Linked DNA regions of Homo sapiens: region 2 is linked to region 1. Evidence: read pairs that join two places in POLR2A ChIA-PET (ENCODE). Cell type or tissue: PC-9. All regions are shown on one strand. Each heading gives the region's core, and the rest is flanking DNA. Links, peaks and the distances in the headings are about the cores only. Region 1 holds the start of LOC107985998 (a long non-coding RNA gene). Region 2 overlaps CAB39 (calcium binding protein 39).

Region 1 (10,359 bases), core at 1,142-9,141:
AACTTAGCCGGGCATGGTGGCGGGCACCTGTAATCCCAGCTACTCGGGAAGCTGAGGCAGGAGAATCATTTGAACCTGGGAAGCAGAGGTTGCAGTGAGCTGAGATCGCGCCATTGCACTCCAGCCTGGGCAACAAGAGCAAAACTCCATCTCGAAAAACAAACAAACAAAACGCAAAAATTAGCCAGATGTGGTGGCGCATTCCTGGAGTCCCAGCTACTTGGGAGGCTGAGGTGGGAGGACAGCTTGAGCCCAGGAGACGGAGGTTGCAGTGAGCTGAGATGGGGCCACTGCACTCCAGCCTTGGCAACAGAGAAAAAAAAAAAGAAATCCTCTCACCTTGGCATCCCAAAATGCTGAGATTACAGGCATAAGCCACTGTGTCCAGCCCAAGAGTTGCAGTTTTGCAAGATGAAAAAGTTCTAGAAATAGGTTGCACAACAATGTGACTATACTGAACTATACACTTAAAAATGGTTAAGATAGTACATTTTATTTAATTTTATCAAAATATTTATTTCATGGATACATCTAGTACCATATATAAAAATTTTTAAAGATAATTTAGTGGTGGCTCGCTCCTGTAATCCCAGGACTTTGAGAGGCCAAGGCAGGCAGATCACTTGAGGTCAGGAGTTCAAGACCAGCCTGACTAACATGATGAAACTCCGTCTCTACTACAAATAGAAAAATTAGCTGTGTGTGGTGGCTGTAATCCTAGCTACTCAGGAGGCTGAGGCAGGAGAGCTGCTTCAACCTGGGAGGCAGAGATTGTAGTGAGCTGAGATGGCACCACTGCACTCCAGCCTGGGCGACAGAACGAGATTCCATCTCAAAATAATAATAATTATTATTATTTAATTTTTTGTGTAATAAATACATCCAAGAAACCAAAAATTATAAAAGGTGCCAGGTGCTGTGGTGTGCCTATAGTCCCAGCTGCTCAGGATGCTGAGGCAGGAGACTAGCTTGAGACCAGGAGTTCAAGGCTATAGTGAGCTAGATCATTTTTTTTTTTTTTTTTTTTTTTTTTTGAGACAGAGTCTCACTCTGTCACCCAGGCTGGAGTGTACTAGCGTGACCTTGGCTCACTGCAAACTCCGCCTCCTGGGTTCAAGCAATTCCCTGCCTCAGCCTCCCAAGTAGCTGGGATTACAGGCATGCGCCACCACACCTCGCTAATTTTTGTATTTTTAGTAGAGACAAGGTTTCACTATATTGGTCAGGCTGGTCTCGAACTCCTGACCTCACATGATTTGCCTGCCTTGGCCTCCCAAAGTGTTGGGATTACAGGTGTGAGCTACCACTTCCAGCCAAGCCAGATCATGCCTGCGAATAGCCACTGCATATAGAGAGACCTCATCTCAAAATAAAATAAAATAAAATAAATAAAAGACAGTTAAAAGTCTCTCTTGCGCTTGTCTTCCATTTTCCTCGTTCCTACTTCTCTACCCTGTCTAGGTAACTGCTTTTAAAAATGTGTTAACCGGCTGGGCATGGTGGCTCATGCCTGTAATCTCAGCACTTTGGGAGGCCGAGGTGGGCGGATCACTTGAGGCCAGGAGTTCGAGACCAGCCTGGTCAACATGGTGAAACCCCATCTCCATCAAAAATACAAAAATTAGCCGGGCATGGTGGCCTGCAACTGTAGTCCCAGCTACATGGCAGGCTAAGGCAGGAGATTCACTTGAACCCGGGAGACGGAGATTGCAGTGAGCTGAGATTGTGCCACTGCACTCCAGCCTGGGTGACAGAATGAGACTCCGTGTCAAAACAAATAAATAAATAAAAATGTGTTAACCATAAAGGACAAAAGGCATATAATTATCTCAACAGATGCAGGAAGAGCTCACAAAAACTGACACCCTTTCATGTTTAATAAAAAGCAAAACACTGAACAAAACAGTAGACGGGTACTTCCTCAATCTGATAAAGGGCATCTACAAAAACATCTAACCCAGTGTGAAAGACTGAAAGCTTTAAGATCAGGAACAATGCAAAGGTATCTGCTCTCATCACTTCTATTCAAATTGTACTGGGGGTGCCATCCAGGGCAATTAGGCAAGAAAAAAAAAAGAAATAAAACTATCTCTATTTGCAGATAACATGATCTTGTGTATAGAAAATCCAACGGGATACACAAACACAAAAAAAACTATTAGAGCTAATAAAAAGTTCAGCAAGATACAAAAGATACAAAATCAATATGTAAAAATCAAGGGTGTTTCTATCAATAGCAATGAACAATCAAAAATTGAATTAAAAAAAATTCAATTTACAACCGCATCAAAAAGAAACATTATACTTATAAATAAAGTTAACAAAAGAAGTGCAAGACAAACATTCAAAACTGCAAAACAACATAGAAATAAAGACCTAATAAATGGAAACACTTCCTATGTTCATGGATCAGAAGATTTAATTTTGTTAGGATGACAATACTCCCCAAATTAATAAACAGATTCTATACAATTCCTGTCAAAATTTCAGGAATTGATTTTTGTGGAAATCAACAAGCTGATCCTAAAAATCAACAAGCTGATCCTAAAATTTATATAAAAGTTTAAGAATAAATGGCCAAGAAAAAAATGAAAAGATAATCTACAGAATAGGAGAAAATACTTGCAAATCATATATCTGATAAAGAGTTAATATCCAGAATATAAAGACCTACTATCTGATGACAAAAAAACAAGCCAATTGTAAAATGGGCAAAGGGCATTTTTCCAAATATATACAAATAGTGAATAAGAACATGAAAAGATGCTCAACGTTATTAGCCATCAGGGAAATACAAATCAAAACCACAATAAACTACATCTATCTCAGCTACTCTGGAGGCTAAGGCAGGAGGATTGCTTGAGGCTAGGAGTTCAAGACTAGCCTGGGCAACATAGCAAGACCCCTATCTCAGAAAAAAAAAAGCTACATCTTCACACCCAGTATAATGGCTATAATTAAAAAGTCAGCTAAGGCTGGGCATAGTGGCTCACATCTGTAATCCTAGCACTTCAGGAGGCTGAGATGGGAGGATCGCTTGAACTGAAGAGTTTGAGACCAGCTCGGGCAACATAATGAGACCCCATCTCTGCAAAAAGAAAAGAGTCAGTGAAAAGCAGGTATTGGTGAGGATGTAGTGAAATTGGAACTTTTTCTTTTTTTTTTTTTTTTTTTTTGAGATGGAGTCTCGCTCTGTCACCCAGGCTGGAGTGCAGTGGCACGATCTTGGCTCACTGCAACCTCTGCCTCCTGGGTTCAAGCGATTCTCCTGCCTCAGCCTCCCGAGTAGCTGGCACTACAGGCACGTGCCACCATGCCCGGCTAATTTTTTGTATTTTTAATAGAGACAGGGTTTCACTGTGTTAGCCAGAATGGTCTTGATCTCCTGACCTCGTGATCCACCCACCTTGGCCTCCCAAAGTGCTGGGATTACAGGCGTGAGCCACTGCACCCAGCCGAAATTGGAACTTTCGTACGCTGCTGATGGCAATGTTAAATAGTGCAACTGCTTTGGAAAACAGTGTGGCAGTTCCTCAAATGGTTAAACACAGAGTAGCCTTACAATCCAGCAAATCTCCTCCTAGGTATATAGCCAAGAGAAATGAAAGCACATGTCCATAACAAAACTTGTCCACAAATGTTCATAGCAACTTTTTTTTTTTTTCATGAGACAGTCTTGCTCTGTTCCCCAGGCTAGAGTGCAGTGGCGTGATCTCAGCTCACTGCAATCTCTGCCTTCTGGGCTCAAGCGATCTTCCCACCTCAGCCTCCTAAGTAGCTAGGACTACAGGCACTTGCCACCACACTGCGCTAATTTTTTGTAGAATTGAGGTCTCACTATTCTACCCACACTGGTCTCAAAACTCCTGAGCTCCAGCGATCCTCCCACCTCTGCCTCCCAAAGTGTTGGGATTACAGGCGTTAAGCCACCACACCCAGCCCTGCAGCATTATTTATAATAAAGAAAAAGCAAAACAACCTAAATGTCTATCAGCTGATGAATGGATAAACAAATTGTGATATATCCATACAGTGGAATGTTACTTAGCAATAAAAAAAAGTACTGATCTGCAACGTAGATGAACTTTGAAAACATGCTAAGTGAAAGAAGCCAGATGCAAATACCAAATATTTTATGATTCCATTTATATGACATATCCAGAATCAGCAAGTCTGTAGACAGAGGGCAGATTAGTGGTTGCCAGGGGCAGAGGGGAATAGGCAGTGGCTGCTAATGGGTATGGGGTCTCTTTTTGAGGCGATGAAAACGTTCTAGGTAGTTGTGATGGTTGTGCAACTTTGTGAATATACCAAAAAGCCCCACTTAACTGTACCCTTAAGAGGGTGGCTATTACTGTTATGAATTATATTACAATAAAAATTTTCATATAAAAAATGTATTAACTTCAAGGAGAAATACAGCTCTCACTGGACCAGGACTGGATTATTTGCAGACCTACAGCAGAGGCTGAATGAGAAGGTAGCTTGGCAAACATGTAATGCCAGTCGATTCTACCTCCACAGGAGCTCCAGAATTTTAACCGGTCTCAACACCTTTGCACTACCAGGGTAATTCCAGCCACTCCCAACTGCCCCCTGACTCTCTGCCCTCCAGCCTCACTGGCTGTCTTTTAAATCTTCCGATTCACCTAGCCACACTCACGGCCAGCGCCAAGTCTCAATTCTCCCTCTAAGAACATGAGTGTGAGTATTTGACTCCCACCACCTCTCCGCCCCCATCACCAGCATCTACAATGCTCTCCACGAAGGGTTCGGGCCTAGTCCGATGCCTGGCACAGGGCAGGAGCTCCACAAGCATTTCTGGAGTGAACTTGAGAATTAGGGAGAGGCTTGTAGAGGAAATGCCATTTCAGGTGGGCCTGGAAGGGCCGTGGGATCTGTCAGCCTGGTAGGGGAGAGGAAAGCGCTGTAGGCAGCCTGAGAGAGAGGACTGGGACCTTCGGAGCCTCAAGGGAGACTGAGGGGCTTGAAGACTAAGGAACTCAATCTTATCCACGGGATAGGAAGAGGTGGCAAATGGGGCTGGAGAGGCAGGTAGGGGTTTGAGGGACTGAAGTCCAGTGGAAGCCACTGAACAGTTTTAGGCCAGAGAGTGACACGATCTTATATAATATTTTGAGAAGATCCCTCTGGGTGCTTCATGGAAGCTGGATTAGAGGGTGAGCTTCGGAAAAATGAAGTGGCTGTGGCCACTGCCCAGGGGACACGGGGAGTCTAGAAAGAAAAAGCTCCCTTCAGATCCTCCTGTTACAGGAGTCAGCAGGCTCCCCCGAGGAAACACCTCCCGCCATTGCACATTGTTAAATCCACTTCAATATTCCCTTTTACCTCCTGTGTCAATCACCACCGTGAAAAGATGCGTAAGTAAACTGATGGTAACAGCAGATTTGGTTAGATAGTAAGACGTGAGCTTTAAAAGATGAGGTAATAGGCCAGGCATGGTGGCTCAGGCTTGTAATCCCAGCACTTTGGGAGGGGGAGGCTGCAGTGAGTAGATATCGCGCCACTGCACTCTGCCTGGGTGACAGAGCGAGAGAGTCCATCTCAAAAAAAAAAAAAAATCACAAAATAATAATAAAATCAAGAGGTCATGCAACATAATTGAAACTCTTGGCTATAATGTGGATTACTGGGAAATTTCCCATATAATGTGTGACAAAATGTAACTGGAAATTGATGGGGCAGTGAGGAGGCTGGGGAGATGAAACAGACTCATTTTCTTCTTAATAGGGTTAGGGTTTGCCTTTGGTTTTTTTTTTGTTTGTTTTTTTTTTTTTTTGGAGACAGAGTCACCCTCTGGCTGGAGTACAGTAGTGCTATCTCGTCTCACTGTAACCTCCTGGGTTCAAGCAATTCTCCTACCTCAGACTCCCAAGTAGCTGGGACTACAGGCATGTGCCACCACACCTGGCTAATTTTTGTATTTTTAGTAGAGATGGGGTTTCACTATGTTGGCCAGGCTGGTCCTGAACTCCTGACCTCATGTGATCTGCTGCCTCGGCTTCCTAAAGTGCTAGGATTACAGGCATGAGCCATAGCACCCGGCCTAACTTTTGTGTTTTTAGTAAAGATGTGGTTTCATCATGCTGGTCTTCAACTCCTGACCTCAAGTGATCCGCCTGCCTCAGCTTCCCAAAGTCTTGGGATTACAGGTGTGAGCCATTGTGCCAGGCCTGCATTTGTGATTTATGTAATTTAAACATTTTGGATCAAGTGCAGTGGATCACACCTGTAATAGCATCACTTTGTGGAGCTGAGGTGGGCAGATCACTTGAGCCCAGGAGTTCAAGACCAGCCTGGCCAACAAAGCAAGACCTGGTCTCTACAAATACATTTTTAAAAAAAATTAGCTGGGTGTGGTGGTGCACGCCTATAGTCCCAGCTACTCAGGAGCTGAGCAGGGAAGATCTCTTGAGCCTAGGAGATCAAAGCTGCAGTGAGCTGTGATTGTGCCACTGCACTCCAGCCTGGGCAACAGGGCAAGACCCTATCTCTAAAACAAAAGGGAAAGATCGAAATGTTAAATTTATTTATTGGGGATTATAATTGTTGTTGGTTTTTTGTGTCTGTGTTGGAATTTGAGTTGAAACAGTCTGACAACCCTGTTCACTACCTCTGGCAGCTCAGAGTTCAGCAGCTGCCCACTCTGCCTCCAGCTTCCCTCTGGCCCCTCCCCAGGGCTGGGGTGGGATCCCACAGGGGATCTCCAGCCCGGTGGCCAGTGGAGGTCAGGAAGAAACCAGAGCTCACCAGCGCCAGGGGTCCAGGGCTGAAGAAAAGCTCTTGGGCTGGGTTCCAAGTGGGCAGGGGGCTCAGCATCTGATGGTTGGGCTGTGTCCCTGTACCCATCAGCCAGCTGGGACCACAGTGCTTTTCCTGCAGGGGCCCAAGTTTCACTCACCAGCCTTTTTTATGGGTGGGGGGAGGGGACGGAGTCTCCCTCTGTCACCCAGGCTGGAGTGCAGTGGCAGAATCTTAGCTCACTGCAACCTCCACCTCCTGGGCTCAAGTGATTCTTCTGCCTCAGACTCCCAAGTAGCTGGGGTTATAGGTGCCTGCCACCACACCTGGCTAATTTTTGTATTTTTAGTAGAGACAGTTTCACCATGTTGGCCAGGCTGCTCGTGAGCTCCTGAGCTCAAGTGATCCGCCCACCTCAGCCTCCCAAAGTGTTGGGATTACAGGCGTGAGCCACCGCGCCCTGCTCACTCACCAACCTCTTCAACGCCCAGCTTAGAGCTGCTGGTCTCACGAAGAAGCTGCCACGAACACACAGCTCGTTCCCTCCCTCAGGTGGAGAGAGGATGACACAGAGGCAGGGGAAAGGTTGGAGCTAGGGGAGGTAGGTGCAAGTGGGCAAAGGACCCCAGTGTAGGGGAGGGGTGAAGACAAACTGCCCGTGTCACTGTTCTGTATGGAGCTGCATCTGAACCCAAGGCAAGTCCCTGCCCTATTCTCCACCTGTTCCCCTGCTGTTCTTCTCAGACAGTAATTAATCTTCCAAGCAGCACATTATCCGTGGGATAAACTGTGGCCTCTGAAGTCTTCGGTCCTGGGTCTAACTTGGGAGGCTTTGGGCAGAGTGTCAGTTATGACACCTTTCATCACAAGTGGCTGGTCAGCATGACTTAAACAGTCCAGGGGATTCACTGCAAAGTTCAGCCCTGCAGGCCCGGCTTGATCCAGCAGCTCACAGGTGTCACCCTGCAGCCATCTTCCTGTCTTTCTTTCCACTTCTGTGTCAGCGTCATCTCAGGCCAGCTTTCATCATGGTGGCAGAATGTCTCTTGCTGTGGTTCAAGCAATGAATCTCATCTCTACACATCTTAGAGTCCAGAGGGAGCTAGAAAACATCTTTCCCAGAAGCCATCTCCCACAAAGGAGTACCCCAGACTGTCCCTGGATTACAGCCTCACCCCTGTGCCCAGGCAAGGTAGTAGTTATGGTAATGTCAGTGTGATCCTGGGCCACCTGCCCCACCCCAGCCCAGGGAGTCAGCACTGGGGTTTGTGGCGGGGGAGACGGGTACCCAGAGAATGATCAGGGGAGAAATGGAGAACAGAGAAGGGTCATGGGAGGCCGCTCCGTTGCCTCTGGCAGCCAGAAAACTCCAATTTTTTTTTTTTAAGACAGAGTCTCACTCTGTCACCCAGGCTGGAGTGCAGTGAGATCTCGGCTCACTGCAACCTCTGCCTCCCGAGTTCAAGCAATTCTCCTGCCTCAGCCTCCTGAGTAGCTGGGATTACAGGTGCCCGCCATCACGCCTGGCTAATTTTTGTTTTGTTTTTAGTAGAGTCGGGCTTTCACCATGTTAGCCAGGCTGGTCTCGAACTCCTGACCTCAGGTGATCCACCCTCCTCAGCCTCCCAGAGTGCTGGGATTACTGGCGTGAGCCACCGCACCCGGCCAGAAAACTCCAATTCTTAATTCCTTACCTGTAGTGGGGGGTCATCATCTCTACCTTACTGATGTAAGGCACAGGACAGTTCAAGAGCGACAGTAACGTGCTGCCACCGTCACTGGGGTGCTGTAGCCGATGTGAACTCCCTCCCCGGCTAGCTTCTCTTCTGTGAAGGTGAGGTCCGGGCCACCAAGCCGCTTGCCCACTCCACACAAGGTCCTTCTCTCCGAGGGACGCGGCAGGGGCCCGAGGTGGCCAGCAGGTGGCAGCGCCGCGGCAGCCCGGGTTTGGCATAGCTCGGGAGCGGCCTCCGGGAAAGGAAGGGGTCAGGCCTCTCCAGGCAGCCCCCAGAGCCCCTCGCCTCCCTGGGCGCCCCACTCGCAGATGCAGCAGGGCGGGTTCGCGGGTGTGCGGCCTGCACCTGGCGGGGCTCCGGGCTTGGGTGGAAGCTCTGCTGTCGCCATCTTGACGTCTGAGTTACTGCTGAGCAGGAGCCCTGCATTTTCATTTTGCGCCAGGCCTCTCAAACTGTGGTCCTGGGTGCCAGGACTCCTGCTGCCTCGGGATCCCGCCACTTTACTTCCCAGAAATGCGCTGAGCCCGTCCCTTTCCTGCCGTTGCTCAGCCTTCCCGGGGCTCCCTGACCATGCTTGTCTCCAGCTCACCGGCCTTCCAGAAGCCTGGAGAGGGCCGGGACCCCACATGGGGAGGACGAAGAACCCACGCAAGGAAAACGGGGACCCTACATGGGCATGGGGCAGCCATGGGGAGGAGGGGGACCACGTGGGGATAATGGGGCCATACGTGGAGAGGAGGGGACCCTACAGAAGGCCTGGGTTGGGCAGTGCTGGGCTCTCGTCGGAGGGTCAGGTGGCGCTGGCGGCCGGCAGGAAGCCCTGGGTAGCGGGTGGCGGGCAGCAGGTCCCGGGCTGCAGGCCCCGTGGAGAGCGGAAGGCGCGCGGCGAGGCCCGGGCGGGAACCCAAGGCTGGAGGCCGGCCCTAAGAGTGCTTCCCTAGCAGCCCCGGCGGGAAAAGAAGAGAACAAAGTCTAGGAGTTCCGGGACTTCCCCGCGGTGGCAGAGGAGGGGGCTGCCATTGTCAAGGCGGCACAGAAGCCTCGGGTTCGGGGACCTTTGCTGGAGGAGCTGGGGCAGGGTAGGACGGGGGCCGCAGGGGCCTCGAGAGCGAACGGGGAAAGGCCGCGGCGCCTGCAGAGCACAGTCCATGCAGTTTGCCCGGGGCGCGGGCCTCTCGAGTGTGCTCAGGAAGCCGTGGCTCCTCGGGGCGTCTGCAGGCCTCCCAGCATCCGTCGTGCAGACCTGACGCCACCTGCCACCCGCAGACGCTGAGACCCGGAGCCCCTCTGCCCCTGGGCTGGCCGCGGAGGCTGCCTCTGGGGTGCGGTTTCCCAGGCTGTGTCTTTTCAGCGGGTGCGCAGGTTCCCGCCCTCCCAGTGTCCCTTCCTGCGGTCTGGACGTGGGGGCCCGCGGACCCAGCGTGGGGGCGCTGTGGGTGACAGAAGGTGGTGGAGCAGAGGCGGCTGCAGTGTGGACTCAAAAGCACGTGGGGGTGGGGGGTGGGGCAAGAGCAATCAGGTGGTCTGCGCCTGCTCTGCGACTTCCCAGCTGTGCGACCCTGGGAAGTTACCTCACCTCTTTGAGGCTCAGGCTTCCCTCATCTGTAAAATGGAAGAATAGGATCGACTTTGCAGGGTATCTGTGGGGATTCTTGATATACAGACCATATGAAAGACCTTCCGTAAGAGAGGGATGCTTTTCTGCCTAGATTTTATAGCCTCTATCCTTGTATTAAAATTGATTATCAAAATGTTTACGATTTCCCCTGCCCTTAGAAATAACAGAATCATGGCTAGGCGCGGTGGCTTACGCCTGTAATCCCAGCACTTTGGGAGGCCGAGGCGGGTGGATCACCTGAGG
Region 2 (10,359 bases), core at 791-8,790, 700 kb before region 1:
TTAATCATTAGGAAATTGTGTAGTAAAACCATAAGGAGATTCCACTACACAGCTATTAGAGTGGCTAAAATGGAAAATATTGACTATACCAAATGTTGGCAAGGATACAGAGCAGCTGGAACTGCTTGTGGGAATATAAGATGGTATGACTACTTTGGAAAATAGTTTGGCAGGTTTTTTTTTTTTTTTGAGACGAAGTCTCACTCTGTTGCCCAGGCTGGAGTGCAGTGGCACAGTCTCGGCTCACTGCAAGCTCCACCTCCCTGGTTCACACCATTCTCCTGCCTCAGCCTCCCAAGTAGCTGGGACTACAGGTGCCCACCAAGACGCCTGGCTAATTTTTTGTATTTTTTAGTAGAGACGGGGTTTCACCGTGTTAGCCAGGATGGTGTCGATCTCCTGACCTCGTGATCTGCCTGCTTCGGCCTCCCAAAGTGCTGGGATTACAGGCGTGAGACACCACGCCTGGCCTAGTTTGGCAGCTTTTTAAACCAAACTCGAACCAACCATATGATCTAGCCATTTAAGTATTTACCCAAGAGAACAAGAAATATATGTTCATGAAAAGACTTTTGCTTAAATGTTCATAGCGGCCTTATTTGTAAATGGCCCAGACGTGTGGATAAACCAACTGTAGTACATCCATGTAACAGAGTACTACTCAGCAATAAAAAAAAAAAAAAAAAAAAACTATTGCTGTATACAACAGCATGGATGAATCTCAAAGTGATTATGTTGAACAAAAGAAGCCAGACTATAAAGAGCACATAGTATATGATTCTATTTGCACAAAACTCTAGAAAACAAAGCTAATCCATAATTACAGAAAGCAGATCAGTGGTTGCTTTAGCTTTGATAAAGATGTTTAGGGGAAGGGTTGCATGGTAGAGGGAGGGAACCACAAAGGAGCATAAAGCTTTTGGTGGTTACGGTTTTGGTGGTTACAGAGGTGTTCACTATCTTGATGGTTTCATGGGTGTATGTGTATATATATATATATATGTGTGTGTGTGTGTGTGTGTGTGTGTGTGTGTGTTACATTAGGTACTTTAAATATGTGGAGTTCATTGTATGTCATTTATAACTCAGTAGTGAATAAAAAAAGACTGTTTATGTACCAACTGGGGCAGATGTGGCTTAGAAACCATAAAGCACCCAGAAAGGCCATTGGAAGGCTAGATTGCAATACTTGAAATACACTATTGAAATTCAGCGATTATCTTCTACTCTGTATAGGCAAGTCCACACTTGAGGATGTAGAGAAACTGCAGTGTGCCAAGAGAGGAGTGACCAGGCTGACATAGAAATTCAAAACTCTACTGTGAGGAACAGTTGAATGACCTCAAGATGTGAGGTACAGCCTAGGGAGAAGATTTGAGCAGAGTAATGTTGTAGGGCGGATTTGCTCTTAGTAAAATGTATTTGGGAGACCATATAATGTAACAAAAGGATTCGAACTGATCGTGGCAGGAGGTAGAATTCAGACCCATGAGTGGAAATAAAACAAGAAGTCCAATTTTGTCTTGATATTAGGAAAAACAGTAAGTGGAAGCTGACTTTTTCAGAAGACAGCAAGTTTTCTGTTTCTGAAGAGGTATTGACATGGACTAGGTGACCACTTAGTTAAGTATTCTAGAAGGAATTCAAGCTTTGCACTGTTGACATATCCTTACATCGATATACCACCATACTTTGCAAGGTGCCTTTGTATAGAGTCCCCCATCTTATTTTGAGATAGAATTGATTCTGGTTTCCCGTGATCCAGATGAAGAAAGCTGTTATTTACTAGGCTTATTACTTTGACTCATTATATTAGAGTCAAAGACGGAATTCACACCTAGCTCTGCCAAATCCATGGTAAAATTATGCCTTTTTCCACTTTATTCATTATGTCCCTGGGCTTTTTCCATCCATTTCTTGTGATCTCACAGACAAAATGATAAATATAACATTTGAGTGTTTATTCCTTTATTTGTTATATGTTGGTATTTGTATTTGTTTTATATGGTACATAGTTACCACATTAAGAATTGTGTATGATACAAATAGATTAGTCTCTTAGGAGACTAATTCTTTTAAAAGAATTCATACAAAACTAATTTTCTTACATTTTAAAAAAGCGGTTAATGTTACCATCCTTATTTTTAGGTAACTAGGGGCAGGGGTGGGGTGGGACTTAGTCTTTCACTGCCAACAACCAAACAGATGTGGTGTATGTGGGGACTATTTACGCACTCTTCGCCCACCACATGCTGTATAAAGGAGGTATGGCTGCCTTGCTCAGCTTATAGGTGGTTCCCTTCCTTACGATGAATGCTTGTGTTCACAGGGTTGAATAGCTATATTCACTCATTTCATGAGAGGAGTAAGTTTGCTGACATATTTTAAGAGGGGGGAAAGGGAGTAGCCTCTTCATAGCATGGCCATTTAACAGTGACTCATGGTTACTAAACTTGTTTACAGTAATCTTGGACACCAGAAGGTTATTAATAGACTTTCCTTAGTCCATGATCATTCAGCTTAGACTATGCAGACATTTTCTTTAGTAAAGAGGTGGGGGTTGGGGGAGGTAGAAAGCATTTATCACTGGAATTAATGTGATAATAGAATTGTTCTTATTATCAAATACTTGGCACCAACAGTATCTGTCAGTTCACTTTTAGATTCCATTTCACATCTTGGTCTTCATTTACTTTGATATAGAACTTTCTTTTTTCAACAAGGTCATTTAATCTCTTCTTGTAGAATGAATTGATATTTCAGGCAGTAAATATAAATGGGTAAATATTTAGAGGACTCTTGTTTAAAATGATTCTTTTGTTAAAGATTGGGTTTAAAGAAACTCAAAAAAAACAAAAAATAATAATTTAAGCCTCATCATTCCCCCCAAATCTGAGCTCTTTAAGGCATTTCTTTTTTTCTTTTTTCTTTTTTTTTTTTTGAAACAGACTCTAGCTCTGTTGCGAGGCTGGAGTGTAGTGGTGTGATCTCGGCTCACCGCAACCTCCGCCTCCCGGGTTCAACTGGTTCTCCTGCCTCAGCCTCCTGAGTTGCTGGGATTACAGGCATGCGTTGCCATGCCCAGCTAATTTTTGTGTTTTTAGTAGAGACATGGTTTCCCCATGTTGACCAGGATGGTCTTGATCTCCTGACCTGGTGATCCTCCCACTGTGGCCTCCCAAAGTGCTGGGATTACAGGCATGAACCACCACACCTGGCCTCTTTGAGGCATTTCTTAACAATAACTAGTTATATGTAAGTTAGAATCAATTCAGTTATGTAAACTAATGAACACAGGTATGGAAAATTTTGCTAAATAGATCCCTTCAAAATTATTTCTAAAAAGATGACTTAACAGTGGTGCGCATTGGAGTTAACGTTTTCCTCATGCATGGTTGCCTTTGTTGTTGTCTACTGTCTTTACTTGCATCATTATCTCTTGCAAGAGATCCCCAGTTTGATTGAATCCACAGACATTTTAGTGCCTCTCTGTGTGGGCAGATAGGCATAGGAGTCAAACCTTGTCCCCGTTCTTAAAAAAGTATATAATCCAGTAGAGGAGATACACATGTAAATAATATAATATAGAGGGACTTGGGGGCGCAGATAAAATTCTGTGGGAACCAAGAGGATAAAGCAGTTCCTACGTCTGTCAGAGACAGATACAGAGATGACAGGTTTGAAGTGACGTTTAAGCTGATTTTTAAGGTTTTTGGCAGGCAAAGTGTGAAAGGGAACAGAATTTGAAACAACCTATGGCATGTTCAGAAAACAGTGACAAGTTCAGTGTGACTTTAAGAGGTGGAGATAAAGAGGAATGGTAGGAAGTAAGACTAGAGAAACAAGCTTTGGTAGAATGAAAAGGGCCTTATAGACAACCTAAGGGTATACTGAGGGGGAGTGCAAGAGGTCTTACGCTATAGAAGTCTTATGTTGCCTTACTTTGTTTTGTTTATTTTGAAATTAATTAATTCACAGGAAGTTGCTGAAATGAGTACAGGAGAACCCATGTACCTTTCACCCATATCCCCAGTGGTAACCTCTCACATAACTATATACAATATCAAAACCAGAGCATTGACATTGGTATAATCCACAGGGCTTGTTCAGATTTCACCAGTTTTACAGTTTGTGTGGATATGCATATAGCTCTATGCAATTGCATCACACTTATCTGTTCTCCAAGTCTATACATTTTATTACTTCAAGAATGTTAAATAAATAGAATCATATAGTGTGTAAACTTTTGAGATGGGCTTTCTTCCACTCAGCATCATTCCCATGAGATCCACACAAGTGGTTGTGAGTGTCACTAGTTCATTGCTCTGGAGAAACAAGTAGGTCATGGTTCCAGGTGCTCTGTCTCACTTCATCCACTTTTTTTCTTCCCCCCCCGAGATGGAGTCTCGCTCTGTCACCCAGGCTGGCATGCGGTGGCACGATCTCGGCTCACTGCAAGCTCCACCTCCTGGGTTCATGCCATTCTACTGCCTCAGCCTCCCCAGTAGCTGGGACTACAGGCGCCTGCCACGCCCGGCTAATTTTTTGTATTTTTAGTTGAGACGGGGTTTCACCGTATTAGCCAGGATGGTCTCGATCTCCTGACCTCATGATCCGCCCGCCTCAGCCTCTTAAAGTGCTGAGATTACAGGCTTGAGCCACCGCACCTGGCCTTTCATCCACTTTTTTAGTTTTACTTTATTCTAACTAGTATATTGGAATTCTACATTGTGTAGTAGGGAAGTGTGTATGAGTGTGTGCGAGAAAGATCTTTGTTTCCTTCATAGATTCTAATTTATTTCTGTATCTATACAAAGTCATGTTCTAATGATGTATATGATGTATGTTCATTCCCCCAAAAAGCAGAAAATACAAGACTATAAAGAAAAAAATTAAGTTTATCCTTAATTCAGTACCACGTGAAATGACTACTGTTAACTTGGTGGGGATTCTCATTCATATTCTAGCTTGTTTTCTCCCTCTCTCTGGGGCAGATAAGTAAATGAGTATGGGGTCATGCTGCTCTGTAACCTGTTGGTGTTTTTTTTGTTTTTTTTTTTTTAATTTTAAATTTTAACATCTTTTCATGTGCATATAGATCTCAATTTTGTTTTTTTTTTTTTAAATATGGAGTCTTGCTCTGTCACCCAGGCTGGAGTGCAGTGGCATAATCTCAGCTCACTGCAACTTCTGCCTCCCAGGTTCAAGCAATTCTTGTGCCTCAGCCTCCCAAGTAGCTGGGATTACAGGTACCTGGCTGATTTTCATATTTTTAATAGAGATGGGGTTTCACCATGTTGGCCAGGCTGGTCTTGAACTCCTGACCTCAAGTGATCGCCACCTTGACCACCTCCCAAAGTGCTGGGATTACAGGTGTGAGCCACCACCCCTGGCCCTCAATTATTTTTAAAGCCTGCCGTGGTTCTTCCATTTTATGGGTACGTAATGATTAAACTAGTTCAGTGGGATAACTTTTACTTCTAATTCTTTGCTGTTGTAAGTAACACTGCATGTACTTACCTTTGTGTACTTGTCTGTTTCCATAGGGTAAATTCCTGAAAGTATAATTCACAGGAAGTTGCAGAAATGAGTCAGAGGCCTTGCACCTTTTAAAACTCTTCAATAACATTTTGCCAAATTGCCCTCCAGTAAAGTTGTACCAATTTATTTTCCTACCAGTGGCGTATCTAAAAGCCTTTGCCTCTGATAAGAAGGAAGAATATTTTATCCTTTTAAGATTGTTACTATTACTATGAAATAGAATCTTTTGTAAGGTTTTTAATGTCTGACTTAGCCATTTGTATACTTCAGCATGTTACTATGTTTGTCTTTAAGTGTGCTTTCTATATTGAGGTTAGAATTGCTACTAACTACTAAAAATTGGGGACAGTGAAGAGGGCAGCCCAGTCTTGTATCTCACCAAGTAAAGTCCTGTCCCTTCATGTGGAAGTAGCCTTCTTGTCACCTTGTTTCCTAACGTAAGGCCGGTTTGGATCTACTGAGTGCTTGAGTCCAGAGGAGGAGTGTTGGTAAGGGCTGTGAGTACTTCAAGGACATTGCATAGAAGCACTAATGGGTATGTGAGCTGTCTTCTCGAGTCTTCTGAAATTGTACTTTTGTATCACTACTTTTTATCAGCAATTGCCTCTAGTGACAGTAAAATAGTGCACTGATAGGTACCGTGGGAATATTGGATTTAAGTCAAGAGAGTTAATACGAAACCTCCTGAGGTTTTGGTGATCTCTGAAAAGGCCATTTGTACTAATGTTTAGCTTACTAATTGCTTATTTTCCCACCCTGTTTTATTTTTTAATGGGAAAGCAGGCAGTGAAAAATCTCATAGCCTTAGTGCTACTTGAAGAGGTTATTATGGACTCTATCCTTAAAAATTTGAAGTCCTGTTACACGTTACTTAACAACAGGGATACATTCCAAAAAATGCATCATTAGGCGATTTCTTCCAGCCTGTTGCTCCTAGGCTACAAATCTGTGTAGCTTGTTACTATAGCGAATACTGTAGGCAGTTGGAACACAATGGCAAGTATTTGTTTATCTAAACATAGAAAAGGTACAGCAAAAATATGGTATTGTATCTGTGGGACCACAGTTGTCTCTGTGGTCTGCTGTTGACCAAGACGTTATGTGGTGCGTGACTATAGTTACCTATGTCCTCACCCTGGGAGGGAAAGTTTAGTTTCTGATACTGTTATTAGTGAGGTGAGCATTAGGTGTGAACTTTGGGATACTGGTTACTACTTAAGTTGATCCTAACACTTAAATATTTTAACTTTAAAAAATTATTAAATGTAATTAAAGATGAAGTTGTTATCATTTGATCATATGTGGAAGTCAGGCTCCATAGTTTAGAATTAATATGCCTGGCCCCATGGGACATAGGGACTTCACCTCTCAACTCAGAGCCTTGATCTGAGAAGCTTTGCCAAGCCCCAGACCCTTTCCTCTGTGCTGTGCTCTTTTGGAGCCTCCACACTCCCACCACATACGGCTGCTCTGTACAGCCACACAGGATGAAGCACTTCTCAGAAGCCATAAGGAAACAGCTAAGAACTGAAACAAAACTCTGTACCTCCCTCCCAGACGAGTCAGCAGTAAGGGATGATCCGCATCTCTTTCTAGGCAAGTGAGTGGGCTTGTTATAAAGGGGGGCTGTTCTCTTATGCCTTTCTTCTTGACCATGATCTATAAAACAGTTGGCTACTTTTAATAAAGCAGTCTGCCCATGAAAAGTAATATGAGGCTAACTGGTACATAGAAATGTAGCATCTGTGTCTTGGAACACCATGTTCAACTGAGGAAACTTCCCAGACAATTCAGTCAGTTAACAAAATCATCAGGTCATTCCATGTGTAAATTGCCATCATAAGCGCTTTCCAAAGCCCTTGAATGTGTTAGGGAGATGAGAGGTATGTGTGAAAGGTTATAGCACTTACAAGGTCAGCAACTGAAATAAGGTCACAGCTGCTGTAGGCATCAGAGGAGGAGAGAGTCATGGGAGGGAGGAGAGTCTTCCTGGATGCAGGAGCTCTTAAGAGTGGAAAGAAGGAGTGTGAGCATTCAGGCTTTTATGTTAGCTTGAGTAGAGACAGAGATGTCCAGGGTGAGAGAAGGAATGTAGATGACAGGGCAAAAGAGAATTGAAGACCTTTATTTGGAGTTTGAGATCTTAAAGAAATGGAATGGGTCTTAGGGGTCATCTGGTCCAGTTCCCTTAATTATCGGATGGTCCAGTAAGACCCAACAGGTTTCCATGAGGCCACAGAACTGGCACAATTGCACAGGGGGTACCTGAGTCAAAGCTAACCTCCTTTTTGTTTGGGAGCCCTTTCTCCAGTGCACAGAGAGAGCCATCAGCCTTGGAACTAAGTAGGATGCCCCTTACCTGTGAAGAAAAGGCAAAAAGATTATTGATGAACTTATCAGACTTACAGAATGGTTTAGAAGAGTGCCTTTCACCCAGCCTCCCTAAATGTTAACGTCTTTTATAACCACAGGGCAATGATCAAAATCCAAAAAATAACATTGGTATAATACTATTAACTAATGCACAGGCCTTTTTCAAGTTTCATCAGTTGTCCTACTCATGTCCTTTTTCTGAACCAAAATCTAATTCAGGATCACACGTTACATGTAAGGAGTCGTAACATCTCCCTAGGTCTCCTTTAATCTGAAACAGTTCCTCAGTCTTTCTTATGACTTTTATGACCCTTGGTACTTCTGAGAAATACTAGTCAGCTATTTTATAGAGTGTCCCTTGATTTAGGTTTGCCTGATGTTTCTTCATGATTCAATGTCGATTATGCATTTGCAAGAATACCACAGAAGTGAAGTACCCTTTTCATTGCATCAGTTCAGGAGGCAGTGATGTCAATAGTCTCATTACTGATGATGGTCAGTAACATCATTTGGTTAAGGTGGTGTCTACTGGAAAATTACTATTTTTCCTTTTGTCATTAATAAGTATCTTGGAGCCAGGCTCAGTGGCTCATGCCTGTAATCCCAACACTTTGAGAGGCTGAGGGGGCTGATAACTCGAGCTCAGGAGTTTGAGACCAGCCTGACCAACATAATGAGACCCCATTGCTACAGAAAATTTAAAACGTGGTCAGACATGGTGGTGTGTACCTGTAGTCCCAGCTACTCGGGAGGCTGAGGTGGGAGGATCACTTGAGCCTGGGAGGTCAAGGCTGCAGTGAGACATAATTGCACCACGGCATTCCACCTGGGCAACAGAGCTGGACCTGATCTCAAAAAAAAAAAAATTATCTCGGGGGAACTGAGCATCTCTTCTAAAAGTTTCTCAGGTGATTCTGAGTGTGTTGACAAGTTTGAGATAGGATGCAGAAATACATCAAGATGTAGTGAAGAAGTTGAGAATGTTTTAATTAGAAAGTCTTATGTTAATATAGGAGGAGTGAAGCTAGATGTTCAGATAAAGGAGTAAAGAGAGACTAATGGCTCTTGAGGAAAGTGGAGCCGTCTTGAAATATGTGCTGCTGGGAGTTACTGGTTGGAAATCAGCCCGGTTTAAAGGATTGTTTCTGAGCTGCTTTGAAGTCGAATGACATGGTGTATTGGTGAACCGAATGTGCACAAGTTCCATCACTTTTTCTACAGTGCTCAGAAATTTGGGAGCTCAAGTAGAGAAAGATTTGAATAAAGCACATTTAAGATTATGTAGGGGAGCCAAGAGACCTTGAGCTGCTCGCATGAGTGGCACTGAAATGTGCAGGCTTGGCAGGACCTGGAATGTGGTCATTAAGGGTTCAGTGGATTAGGTGACATGATGATTCAGCAGCTTGAAAAGGATACAGTGTTTGGAGGAGCTGTAAGTGTGAATACCTTACTCAGTAGGTGTGAGGGGACCAATGGGGTGGTAGGAGATGAGAAGGATGTGGTTACAAGGGCAGAGAATATATTGACACAATGCCTGCAGGCCAGAGGTGGGGCCCTAGGCATAGTCCCTAATGCAAGCTGCTATGAAGGGAACCAAGTCAAAACTAAACAAGAACAACCAAGGTTTTGTGTTTTGTTTTGTTTTTTTCCTTCTTGAAACACAGTCTCGCTCTGTCACCCAGGCTGGAGTGCAGTGGCTCAATCTCGGCTCACTGCAACCTCTGTCTCCAAGGTTCAAGATAGTCTCGTGACTCAGCCTCCCAAGTAGCCAGGGCTACAGGCTCATGCCACTGCACCCAGCTAATTTTTGCATTTTTTAGTAGAGACGGGGTTTCACCAAGTTGGCCAGGTTGGTCTCGAACTCCTGACCTCAGGTGGTCCGCCCGGCTCGGCCTCTGAAAGTGCTAGGATTACAGGCATGAGCCACCACTCCCGGCCACAACCAAGTTTATCTGTTGTGTGTGTGTCATCTTCAGTTAGTAAATACTTGCTAAATTGCCTTCTCTTGTGAAACACTTATTAAAATTTTCTGATCATCTTTTGGTAATATTTGGATATATTTTTCAAGCTTTTTGTTTAATCAGCTTATAATTGTCCATGGTTATTTGGTTATTTGTTAGAAATCTTTAAAATGTGGGAGGGGGGATGTCTCGTGGGGAGGGCTGAAAAAGGAGAAATGGAAGAAGAAATCAATGAGTACCAACATAATGATCATTTTGATCTATATAATTTACCTCATCTTTTTTTTTCTTTTTTAAATAAAAGTAGAATGTGAATTGTGAGAAAAAATATTCAAGCAAGTCTGAAATGGAGCAAATACTCTTCTTACTCCACCCCACAGGTAGACGACCATACTGAGTTTGATGTGTATTCTCCCAGAGTATTTTCTCTGTGAGACCATAGGGAATTACGTTGTAAATTGAGCACAAGGCAAATCACAACCAA

Evidence for each region. ChIA-PET counts read pairs that join two places held together with the same protein. Peaks named below come from ENCODE experiments on the same cell type or tissue, not always from the same donor. Only the 100,000 strongest peaks of a DNase experiment are listed, where the experiment ranks them.
Region 2: POLR2A ChIA-PET joins it to region 1 with 27 read pairs; 2 of 35 experiments call an interaction of 5 or more read pairs at or near these places.

What each region holds. Positions count from the first base shown.
Region 1 is chr2:231,474,228-231,484,586 of GRCh38, forward strand. It overlaps LOC107985998 (a long non-coding RNA gene), which reads right to left and starts at 10,323. Exons shown (of 2, transcript XR_001739927.3): 1 at 8,457-10,323; 2 at 4,130-4,906. RefSeq lists enhancers at 1,720-2,225, 6,360-6,872, 6,873-7,383, 7,767-7,906 and a silencer at 8,607-8,936. In PC-9, for the core only: CTCF peaks have their summits at 8,677 (motif pointing right) and 8,881; no DNase peak of the experiment used is centred there; H3K4me3 peaks cover 355 bases.
Region 2 is chr2:230,772,314-230,782,672 of GRCh38, forward strand. The region is part of intron 2 of CAB39 (calcium binding protein 39); the gene reads left to right. Among named protein-coding and RNA genes, the nearest start is that of CAB39, 65 kb to the left of the region's middle. RefSeq lists an enhancer at 2,281-2,575. In PC-9, for the core only: no CTCF peak of the experiment used is centred there; DNase peaks (open chromatin) are centred at 2,428, 5,548 and 6,498; H3K4me3 peaks cover 560 bases; H3K27ac peaks cover 7,403 bases.